Linked DNA regions of Homo sapiens: region 1 is linked to region 2. The links are chromatin loops, found by intact Hi-C in ENCODE. Cell type or tissue: prostate gland. All regions are shown on one strand. Region 1 holds the start of ACTG2 (actin gamma 2, smooth muscle). Region 2 overlaps STAMBP (STAM binding protein).

The links. Peaks named below come from ENCODE experiments on the same cell type or tissue, not always from the same donor. Only the 100,000 strongest peaks of a DNase experiment are listed, where the experiment ranks them.
Region 1: it touches region 2 in a loop (3-fold over the local background); 10 of 110 quality-filtered maps call a loop at or near these places.

Annotation. Positions count from the first base shown.
Region 1 is chr2:73,890,197-73,895,196 of GRCh38, forward strand. ACTG2 (actin gamma 2, smooth muscle) reads left to right here and starts at 2,812. Exons shown (of 9, transcript NM_001615.4): 1 at 2,812-2,855. RefSeq lists an enhancer at 1,888-2,701. In prostate gland, no CTCF peak of the experiment used is centred here; a DNase peak (open chromatin) is centred at 2,555; H3K4me3 peaks cover 2,154 bases; H3K27ac peaks cover 4,771 bases.
Region 2 is chr2:73,834,710-73,839,709 of GRCh38, forward strand. All of the region lies in intron 2 of STAMBP (STAM binding protein), which reads left to right. LOC112268419 (a long non-coding RNA gene) reads right to left here. Exons shown (of 3, transcript XR_007087106.1): 2 at 4,123-4,193. Among named protein-coding and RNA genes, the nearest start is that of STAMBP, 8.2 kb to the left of the region's middle. In prostate gland, no CTCF peak of the experiment used is centred here; no DNase peak of the experiment used is centred here; H3K27ac peaks cover 3,410 bases.

The sequences.
Region 1 (5,000 bases), 55 kb after region 2:
GCTTTCTAAAACACACATTTTTGTATTTTTTGAAATTTTTGATTGAATTTTTGAAACCAGAAAAAAATGTTAAATATAAACAAATCGAGTACCTGGTGTAACCTCCCTCACCTTCTGATCTCTCCCTAAACATTTCCTCAGAGCTTCAGTTTATTCAGTTAGTCCCTGCTTTCTCGTCTCTGGGCTGTTTGGAGCCTAGATCACAACCAGTGCCTTTGTTATAGGCTTTTCATTGTTTATCGACTGGCTGTGCCAACTAAGAGGGGAATGTCCATAGGGCAAGGTGCCCCCATCTGCACGCTGACCACGGTGCTGAGTGATTAGAAGAAAGCTCACTCTGTGAAACAACCCTTACTCTGAGAAGGGAAAGGATGACCCCTCTAAACCCATGATCAGGTCAAGGGTGATTGGCACCCTGTCCCTGCCCTGGCCTCATTCCCACACAAGAAGAGAGAATCAGAGGGGGAGCTTATGACCCTGTCACTTAGCGTTGAGCTACCTGCCTCGGCCAGTTGGGACTGCGAGCACTCTGTCCATGCTGGGACAGCTCACACCTCATCCACTGCCACCTTCTATGCAGCACAGCTCCGGAAAGGGAGCCCTCTTCCCTCCAGAATCCCCAGTGAGGGTTTTCTAGGAACTTGAAAAGCTCAGGAAGCTTTCCACAGGCCTGGAATTTAGACTTAGGCACTAAACACGCAGGCCAGTGATCAAATGATGAGTAAGTGAACCTCACAATGACAACAGTGTTCCTTCTCCACAGGGAACAACTGCAGGTCCTCAAGGAAAGTGTTTTTAAATCTTTCCTCTGGGCTGTCTCAGCAGAGGACACTCCTCATTCACACCATCTCCTGCCTCAATTTTCAGTTAATGAGGAAGCCAGACCTGTACCAAGCCATTGCACCAGGTGACCCAAAACCACCTGGAACTCCCTGTGCGTTTAGCAGGGATGCAATGCATGCTTCTTCTATTGAAGCGGGGGTATCCTGGGCACCGGGTGGGGAAAGTTTAAGAAACACAGATGGCTGAGGCCTATTCACTGAGTTTCTGTTTCAATAGGGCTAGGTGACACCTGAGAATCTGCATTGTGAGCACATTCCCATATCATGCTGCTGCTGCACTCTGGTGGTCCCCATGCTTTGGGAACCTCTGTGTTGAAGACGAAGCAGAGTCAGGAAGGCCAGTCAGGAAGCTGCGCCCCACTCCAGGCCAGATAGGACTGGAGCCTGAGGCAGCGCAGGCCAGCAGGGATTGAGGGAGGACACAGAGCTGAGGGGCATTTCTGGTCGGGGGAGCACCAGGCTGTGGTGCCCAGGTGGTTGTGGGAGCATGAGGGAGACACAGGGTTCTAGACTGACTGACTTCTAGCTTGAAGGGCCGAGGGGTGGACTTGGAAGTTGGCAACCCAGGAGGCACAGCAGCTTTGAGGGTAGGGAAGAAGGGTTCAGTTTTAGACAGGATGAGTTTGAAGAGCTGGAGAGTCATCTGGATTGGGATGTCCAATAGGCAATTGATCATTTTAGTCTGGATCAGGGTGAGGGAGGGGGACCATGAGAATGTGGAGTTGAAAGTAATACTGCAGAGCTGGTAGCTGATAATGTGGGAAATGAACCAGCTACCTAGGGATAGTACATGAATTACACAAAGAAGAGCAATCATCAGCCAGCCATGGTGGCTCACACCTGTAATCCCAGCACTTTGGGAGACCAAGGTGGAGGGATTGCTTGAATCCAGGAGTTCAAGATCGAGACCCTGTCTAATTAAAAACAAAACAAACAAACAAAAAGAAGTCCAGGCGTAGTGGCTCACACCTGTAGGCCAAGGCAGGTGGATCACGAGGTCAGGAGCTCGAGACCAGCCTGGCCAACATGGTGAAACCCTGTCTCTACTAAAAATACAAAAATTAGCTGGGCATGGTGGCAGGTGCCTGTAATCTCAGCTACTCAGGAGGCTAAGGCAGGAGAATTGTTTGAACCTGGGAGGCGGAGGTTGCAGTGAGCCGAGATTGCACCAATGCACTCCAGCCTGGGGGATAGGGCGAGACTCTATCTCAAAAAAGAAAAAGAAGCAGCTCAAGAATCACAGGACTGTGGAAAATCCTACAGGCCAAGAGTCTTGTTAGGTGTGCCTCAACCCTGAAGCAGGTCCCTCAGTCTGCAGATATTTAGAGATATTTAAAGGAAAACCAGGAAGGAGCCAAGAGAGAATGAAGCCTAAGGTGTCCTGAGACCCTCAGAGAACTCAGCCCAAGGGTTAGGAGCTTGTGTCAAGGTGCAGCAGGTGAGTAGGGCACGCAGGATTTCTTTCCTGGGTACGGAAGGCATTTCTCTTCAGCTTTCATTGGTCCCAGGCTCGTGCCAGACAAGGCATGATTGCACCCATTTTGGGGACAGTGCCTGGGCGTCCCAGGCAGACCCAGGGGCCGCATGCAGCAGGGCCTGAGGAGGGAGGTGTGGACGGAGGAGGCCCGCTGCCATTCTTGGTATGGTTCTCACTCCAGGAGCACAGCTGCATCTGGTCTCACTCTGGGCAGCTTATAAGGCCTGGTGTGAGTTTTGTTTATGCAAGTGCAGCATAAAAGGAACAAATCTACCAGCACCGGGGCTGTTGCCACTGAGTCCTTTTGCATACATTTTTCAAATGATAACTCACTCTACCCACCCCCCTTCCCTACCCCCAAGGCGATTTATTGAAAAAACCACCTTATATGGTAATATTGCTAACACACCGTCAGCTGGCCTTTTTAGGGACTTTGTTTAAAGAAGATCCGCCTCTGGGGTTTTATATTGCTCTGGTATTCATGCCAAAGACACACCAGCCCTCAGTCACTGGGAGAAGAACCTCTCATACCCTCGGTAAGTACTGTACGGCTTTTGCCACCTCTTCCTTTCCGGGGCTGCCTGGCCTCCTGGGTGCGGGAGGTGCCTCCAGATTGGCCTGGCTTCTGTGACGCTGGCCCAGATCACACACCAGAGCCCTTGGTGGGCAGCGGCACCTGCAAGCATACTGCAGCCTGCTGAGAAAAGGCGTATCTGGCCATGGGACATCCTGGGGCAGGGGCAGCTTGGAACCGTGCTCCCTGCCTCAGAATGGGGACTGGCGGGATATAATGCCTGCAGTCTCTACTAGCCCTGCTCCCCAGGGCCAGTGCAGATCCACACCCTGATGTCCTTTGTCTTGGGTTAGAATGTCTGGGAGGCTGTTTTAGGGGATCATATACTTTGCAGAAAAGCAGCTTTTCAGAATACTTGAGTCAAAGCCAACAGTGGTCCTGGTGTCTGTGAGCTGTTTAGTCCATGAAATGTCTGTGCTGGGAATGGGAGGGTATTTTCTTCAGGTCCCCTGTGGGTCTCTCTGTCCTCTGATCTGTGCTTGGCTGAGGAGAATGGAGGGTTTCTGCAGTCCTTGAAGGCTCTAGGATCATTGGGGGATGGAGAAAATTCCACTTGCCCTGTGGCATCGTGAGGTTTCAGGGTAGAAGGAACTTGGGACCCATCTAGTTCATTCTCCTCTGATGAGGACATTGAGGCCTAGAGACGTACAGCCACTCATCCAAAAGACTCACACCCAACTGTGACCCATTTGCAGATGTCATTACTCCCCCCAACCCACCCAACACACACACAACACATGCACAAAGAATTAAGAGGAAGATGAGATGAAGGGGCCACTTCTATGTTTGGCATCAGAATTCACTAGCATCTCTTCACAGGTGAGGCAGGCTGGGTGTGGCAGTGCAGGCCTTGAAGGCAGACTGTCAGGCTAACCAAGTTACTGAGCGACCTCAGCTTCCTCACCTGTAAAATGGGGGCAAGAATAATAATATCTACTTGGCGATGGTGTGAGGATTAAACGAGAGAATGCGTATATACAGCACTCAGCTCAAGGCTGTCAGGGCCCGGCCCTGAGTTCTCAAACTTTAAGAATCACCTGGAGTGCTTGTTAAAACACAGATTGCCCCATGCCCCACCCCAGATTCTGATTCCAGTAGGCCGAGATATGGCCTGATACTTGGAATTCCTAACAAGCTCCCAGGCGACACTGAAGCTGCTGGTCTGGGACCACACTTTGTACAGGGAGGCTCTAAGTGCTCACTTTGATTACTTGAATGTGGGTTTGGACTCTGATACTAACCCTTGGGCTGAAAAGAGGAAGAGCTTCCTGTGACAGAGAGGGATGGGTGCTGGAGAAACTGCAATGAACAGTAAGATCCTACATGCCAGGCCTGAGAAAAGGGGATGGGCCGTGTGACATCATGACCTTGGGGCGAGATATCTTTCCTCTTTCCCCTTGTTCATTCTGCCAACATTTATTGAGCACTTATTATGGGCCAGGCACTGTCTCTGCTCCTTAGGGACAGTGGAGAGGCTTCTGCAGTTACTGGAAGAGACAGATAAACAGATGAGAACCATGGAGCAAATAAGTACACGAAAGGGGTAAAGGCCAGGAGGAGCCCATCACTCAACCCAGGAGTTATCAGGGAAGACTTCCTGGAGGAAGAGGTGCCTGAGCTTGGTCCTGAAGTAAGGACCAAGCTTGGTCCTTCCTGGTAAAGAGGAAGCATGGTCTTTGGGACTCAAGTGGCTCAATTCCACTGAATTTAGATAGCAAGGCAGGAATCAGGTAAAACTAAATTCAGAGGGGTCCGCAGGGCTGGATTACAAGGGCTTTAGACTCTAAAGGATCAGGCTATGGGGAGCCATGGAAGGGTTTTAATCTGGAGGGTATCTGTTGAAGGGGCTGCTTTGGCAGCTGTGAGGAGAGTGGACTGGAACAGGGCAAGAGCGCTACTGCAGCATGCGGTGGTCCTGAGCTGGTGGCATGGGTGCCGTGCAGGTAGAAGTAAGAAGGGCTGGTGATAGGTTGGGAGGGAAGAGGGCGGCACCAGGGCATTGGGCATGGGCTCAGGGTGGGTGGTGTGAGTCTGTGAGGGCAGCTCCGGGCAGAGGCTGCTGATGAGGAGAGCAGTCCTGGAGGTGTGGAGTTGGGGTGCCAGGGGG
Region 2 (5,000 bases):
TGACTAGAGTAGTCAGGGTAAGGTCTGTCTGAGAAGACAAGATTTGAGCTGAGACTTGAGGGATGCAATACAGTTGGTCATTCCAAGAGCATAGGGCAGAGCATTAAAACACAGGTAACTATGTGTTTAGAAGTGCTTAGATGGGAAAGACCTTAGCATGTTCTGGGGATTGAAAGATCATTGTGTTTGGAGTATAGCCAGAGAAAAGCAAGATGACTCCAGGTAAGGCTGGAGAGGCAAGTGGGGCTGGATCATGCAGGACTTTATGGGCCATGGTAAGGAGTCTGTTTTTTATCTTGAGGGTAACAGCAAGCCATTGAAAAGTTTTAAGTGGGATTCAGACCTAAATTTACTTACTGTTTTTTAAAAGAGATGAGGTCTCGGCCGGGCACAGTGGCTCACGCCTGTGATCTCAGCACTTTGGGAGGCCACCCTGGAGTTCAAGGCCAGCCTGGCCAACATGGTGATACCCCATCTCTACTAAAAATACAAAACTTAGCCGGGCGTGGTGGCCCACGTCTACAATCCCAGCTACCCGAGAGGCTGAGGCAGGAGACTTGCATGAACCCGGGAGGCAGAGGTTTCAGTGAGCCAAGATCGCGGCACTGCACTCCAGCCTGGGTGATAGAGCGAGACTCGGTCTCAAAAAAAAAAAAAAAAAAGAGATGTCACTAATGTTGCCCAGGCTGGTCTCGAACTCCTGGATGCAAGCGATCCTCCCATCTCAGCCTCCCAAAGTGCTAGGATTACAGGTGTGAGCCTCCATGCCCAATCAATATTTAAAGTATAAATTTTGGCAGTTGTGTGGTAAATGGTGGAGCAAGCGTTAAGAGAAGGCAGGGAGAGTAGTTAGGAAATTCTTGCAGGCTGGTGGCTTGAAGTAGTGTGGCAACATGGAAAGAGACAGATGGATTTGGTATTTTGGAGGTCAGGTCCATAGGACTTACTAATCACTTAGGAAAAAAGATACTGCGGAGGTTGATGTCGTGTTTCTGCCTTGAACAACTTAAACGATAGGGTAGTCCATGTATTGAGATGGGAAAAGCCCTCTAAAGAGGGCTGGGTAGCGGGGGAATTTAACCGTTCACGTTTGGGGTTTTTTTGACATGTTAAAATTTGAGATGCCTGTGAGATATCCAAGTAGAGATGTCAAGTGGGAGGTTGAATGTACCAGTCTGAACTCAGAAGACTGAGGTCTGGGCTGGAAATACAGACAAGGGAGTCCTCAGCATACAGATGGTTCTGAAGTCATGAGAATGGCTGAGATTTTCTTTTTCTTTTTTTTTTTCTGCTGTAGAAATTAATTTTATTCTTATTCAGACTATTTTCAAAAGAAGCAGTGGTGCGCTGTTTTTCTAAAAATACGCCTTTAGAGATTTTTATATATGTATATAATAAAATCCATACATGTATTTACATGATTGCTACATACAAAATTACAGCACTGTGGTATGTACACATCTACAGGTACATTCTTTCCACACATCCCTGCTGTGCTTTCCCCGTGTGAAGGAGGGAGACTGAATCAGTTGTGAGCAGCCAAGGGCTGGCCCGTCGTCGGAACCTCCGAATGGGGGCTGGGGTGGAGGAGGTGAGGCGATTGCCGAGGCAGGAGCAGCAGCTGTTGCAGGGCTCTCCTGCAGGCCAGCAGGCAGCATCTGGAGGCTCCCGGCAGCCTCCCCCTCCCCTCCACCCCGTGGTGCCCGCGCTGCCCTCAAGGTGGGGTGGCTGACCACAGACCCCTCTGGTGCCATTCTGTGGCCTAGACTTGCTTGGCTGGGCCAAGAAGTTGTGTATGTGAGGGGTGGAGGAGGGAGCTGTGGGAGGAATAGACCCTGTCCAGCCCCAGCCCTGAGCAGGGGAAAGGGCTGGATGGCTAAAGCCTGCAGATGACTGGTGAGAACACTCCGCTTGGCCCGGCACTGCTAAGGGTCAGAGACTAGAGGCTGGGAGGGAGAGCAGTGGCCGCCGGCTGGGGAACAGGGCCTTCTTCCTCCCTGGGGCTCAGAGGGTGGCCTCAGCTGAGCTTGAGTAAGCCCAGCTCTTAGGCCCTGCGGCCAGAGGCTTGGCCTCCTGCCAGCAGAGGTGCATGCACACTGGGGAGGGGCTGCCATCTCCACTTCAACCCCTGGGCCAGGGGCTGGGGAAGAAATGGAGGCTTAGGCCTGGCCTGCTGCCCTGTAGGACTAGGTCCCCGGGGCTCAGGATTCCTGAGGCATGCAGAGAAGGGCCTGAGAATGCCTGAGATTTTCTAGTGAAGGGGCTCTTAATCTGGGGTCCAGGAACCTCACAGAGATTCATTGATAGAATTCAGGGGATCTGTGAACCGGAATAGGAAAAACTTTTCTTGTTTTTTCTAACCAGTGACTGAAATTTAGCATTTCCTTCCATTTTGAATGTAGGCCTCAAAGTACAGTAGTAGTAATATTTGTAATTTTGTCACCAGTAGAAATCAAGATATTTTCATATTGCATTACAGTTGTTGCTGACATCTCAAAATAGCATCTAAACATCACTACTTCAGAATTACAGTACAGAATTATTAGACCTACAGCTAGATCCCATTATCAAATGCATTGATAAAGAACACATTAGGCCGGGCACAGTGGCTCACGCCTGTAATCCCAGCACTTTGGGAGGCCAAGGCTGGCGGATCACGAGGTCAGGAGATCGAGACCATCCTGGCTAACATGGTGAAACCCCATCTCTACTAAAAATACAAAAAATAAGCCTGGCATGGTGGCAGGTGCCTGTAGTCCCAGCTACTCAGAAGGCTGAGGCAGGAGAATGGCGTGAACCCGGGAGGCGGAGCTTGCAGTGAGCCGAGATCGCGCCACTGCACTCCAGCCTGGGCAACAGAGCGAGACTCCATCTCAAAAAAAAAAAAAAAAAAAAAAAAAAAAGAACACATTAATACAGAAGAATATATCACAATTTTTAAAATTTTTGAAAACTGTTTTTCCATAAAATTGGGGTATTCTTGGTAATCCTTTGTACTTTAAGTTATACCTTAAAAAAATTGTTCTGAAAAGGGTCCATAGGCTTCACCAGATGCCAGAAGGATCCATGGAACATAAAAGATCAAGTATCTTTGTTAATAAGGCTAGGGAATGAGAAGAGAAGGAGCCTAGGACTGAGCCCTGAGGTTAGTTAATGGAGGGAGAGTCAATAGGGGAGACTTTCTTTGAAGGGAGGTTCAAGAGGCAGGAGGAAATCCAAGAGAGAATGGTGTTGTGTCATGGGAGCCAAAATAAATTAGTGTTTGAAAAAGGAGAGTAGCCACCTATGTCAGATGGGTGAAGACAGAAGATTGGCCTTTGGGTTTGGTAAGATGATGTCATGGGTGATCTTCATAAGCAATTTCGCTAGAAGGATTACAGAGACCCTAATTAGAACGGGTAGAAAGGTGAATGGACAGTAAGAAAGTGGAGGCAAAGGGTATAGACCTGAAAGTGGCAAATTTTTTTCTATAGGGGACCAGAGAGTAAAAATTTTTGGTTTTGTAGGCTACTTGCTGTGTCTGTGACTACCTCTGCTTTATAGTGTGAAAGTAGCCATAGACAACACATAAATGAATGGATGTGACTGGTTCCAATGACACTTTATTTACAAGAACAGATGGCTAGCTGGATTTGGCACACCAGCTGTAGTTTGCCAACCCCGGTATAGACAACTCTTTGGAGAAGTTTAGATGGGAAGGGAAGTAGAAAAATGGGGAAGTAGTTGATGGGGGACAAGGAGCGTGTGAACATGTGTATGTATTTTAAGTTAGGAGATTTTAGAGCATGTTTTTGCTGATGGAAAAGGATCTTATGGAGGAGGAGAGGCTAACAGTCCAGAAGAGAGCTTAGCTGTACTAATAAACTCCTCAGAAGTCAAGAGGGGATAGGATTAAGAGTACATGGATGCCTAAGGAATTGTTTTTTATGACACTTAGTGTTATTTTGAGTGACATATTAGTGTTAACAGCAAGACTGATATGGGGAGTTTGTCCCTGTCACTTATAGGACCACTTAAAATGATGAACTACTAGGAGAGTTGGTGCGGATGAGATTTAGCAGCTCATTTACTTGATTTGTGGGATTTAGAGTTTAATTTGGAATTTTGTTGTATTGGCCTTACCTGAAGTAATTAATGTAGCTACCTTCACTTTTCTTGGAGATACCTTTAAAATCTTGATTCTGATTCTGATTCTGTGAACAGAAAATCACAGCAATTGCAAACAAATTCTAGCTCACTGATTCTCAGTCTGTTTTCTGTTGTATTTTACTTAGTACATTCCTATCAATAACAGTGGCTCAGCTTTGGCAGTTACTACAACCGAGGAGAAAAGAGAGGGGAGTATACATCTGCCTCACCACTCCTCTGCCTCCCCTACTACTGAGAATCATTGTTCTAGACCTTTTGTGGATACTTTCTTTACTTCAGGGTTTTAAAAGGCATGTTTGTTCCTTTTCCTGGAGCAGTTCAGGCATCTTAATGATCTCAGGCATATTTCCCCCCTCAGTAGCTTCCCTAATGTAGGAATGCTTTGCCTTTTGCAGACCCCAGTATAGAAGAAAGAGTTCAGCATATTAAATCAGTACATATTTTCATGATGAGCGCAGACAATAAACCAGGCAGTGGATTCTTTCACAGCTTTTTATGGTCATCAACTAGGCTGCCCAGAAGGGAGTGAGAGTATTCAGGCAATTCCTGTGTGCTATGTGAGCCTCCTGGAACACCAACCCTTTTTCTGAAAATGAACTGTCACCTGTGTTGAAAATGTTTGCTGGGATTGGGGTTTATAGACTGAAGAAGGTTCCATCTGTGATCATGCTTACCATGCTGAGTAACTTTTAAGACTGGAAGAATCGAGATGAGGATCCTTAATGCATCCATGTTAAAGAACCTTTGCTTGACTTTTTGAATTAGTTGTTTTCATACAAAATTAACACTTATTCACGATTTAAAAAATTTTTCAAACACTACAAGGGAGATATTAAAGTGAAAAGAGAAGT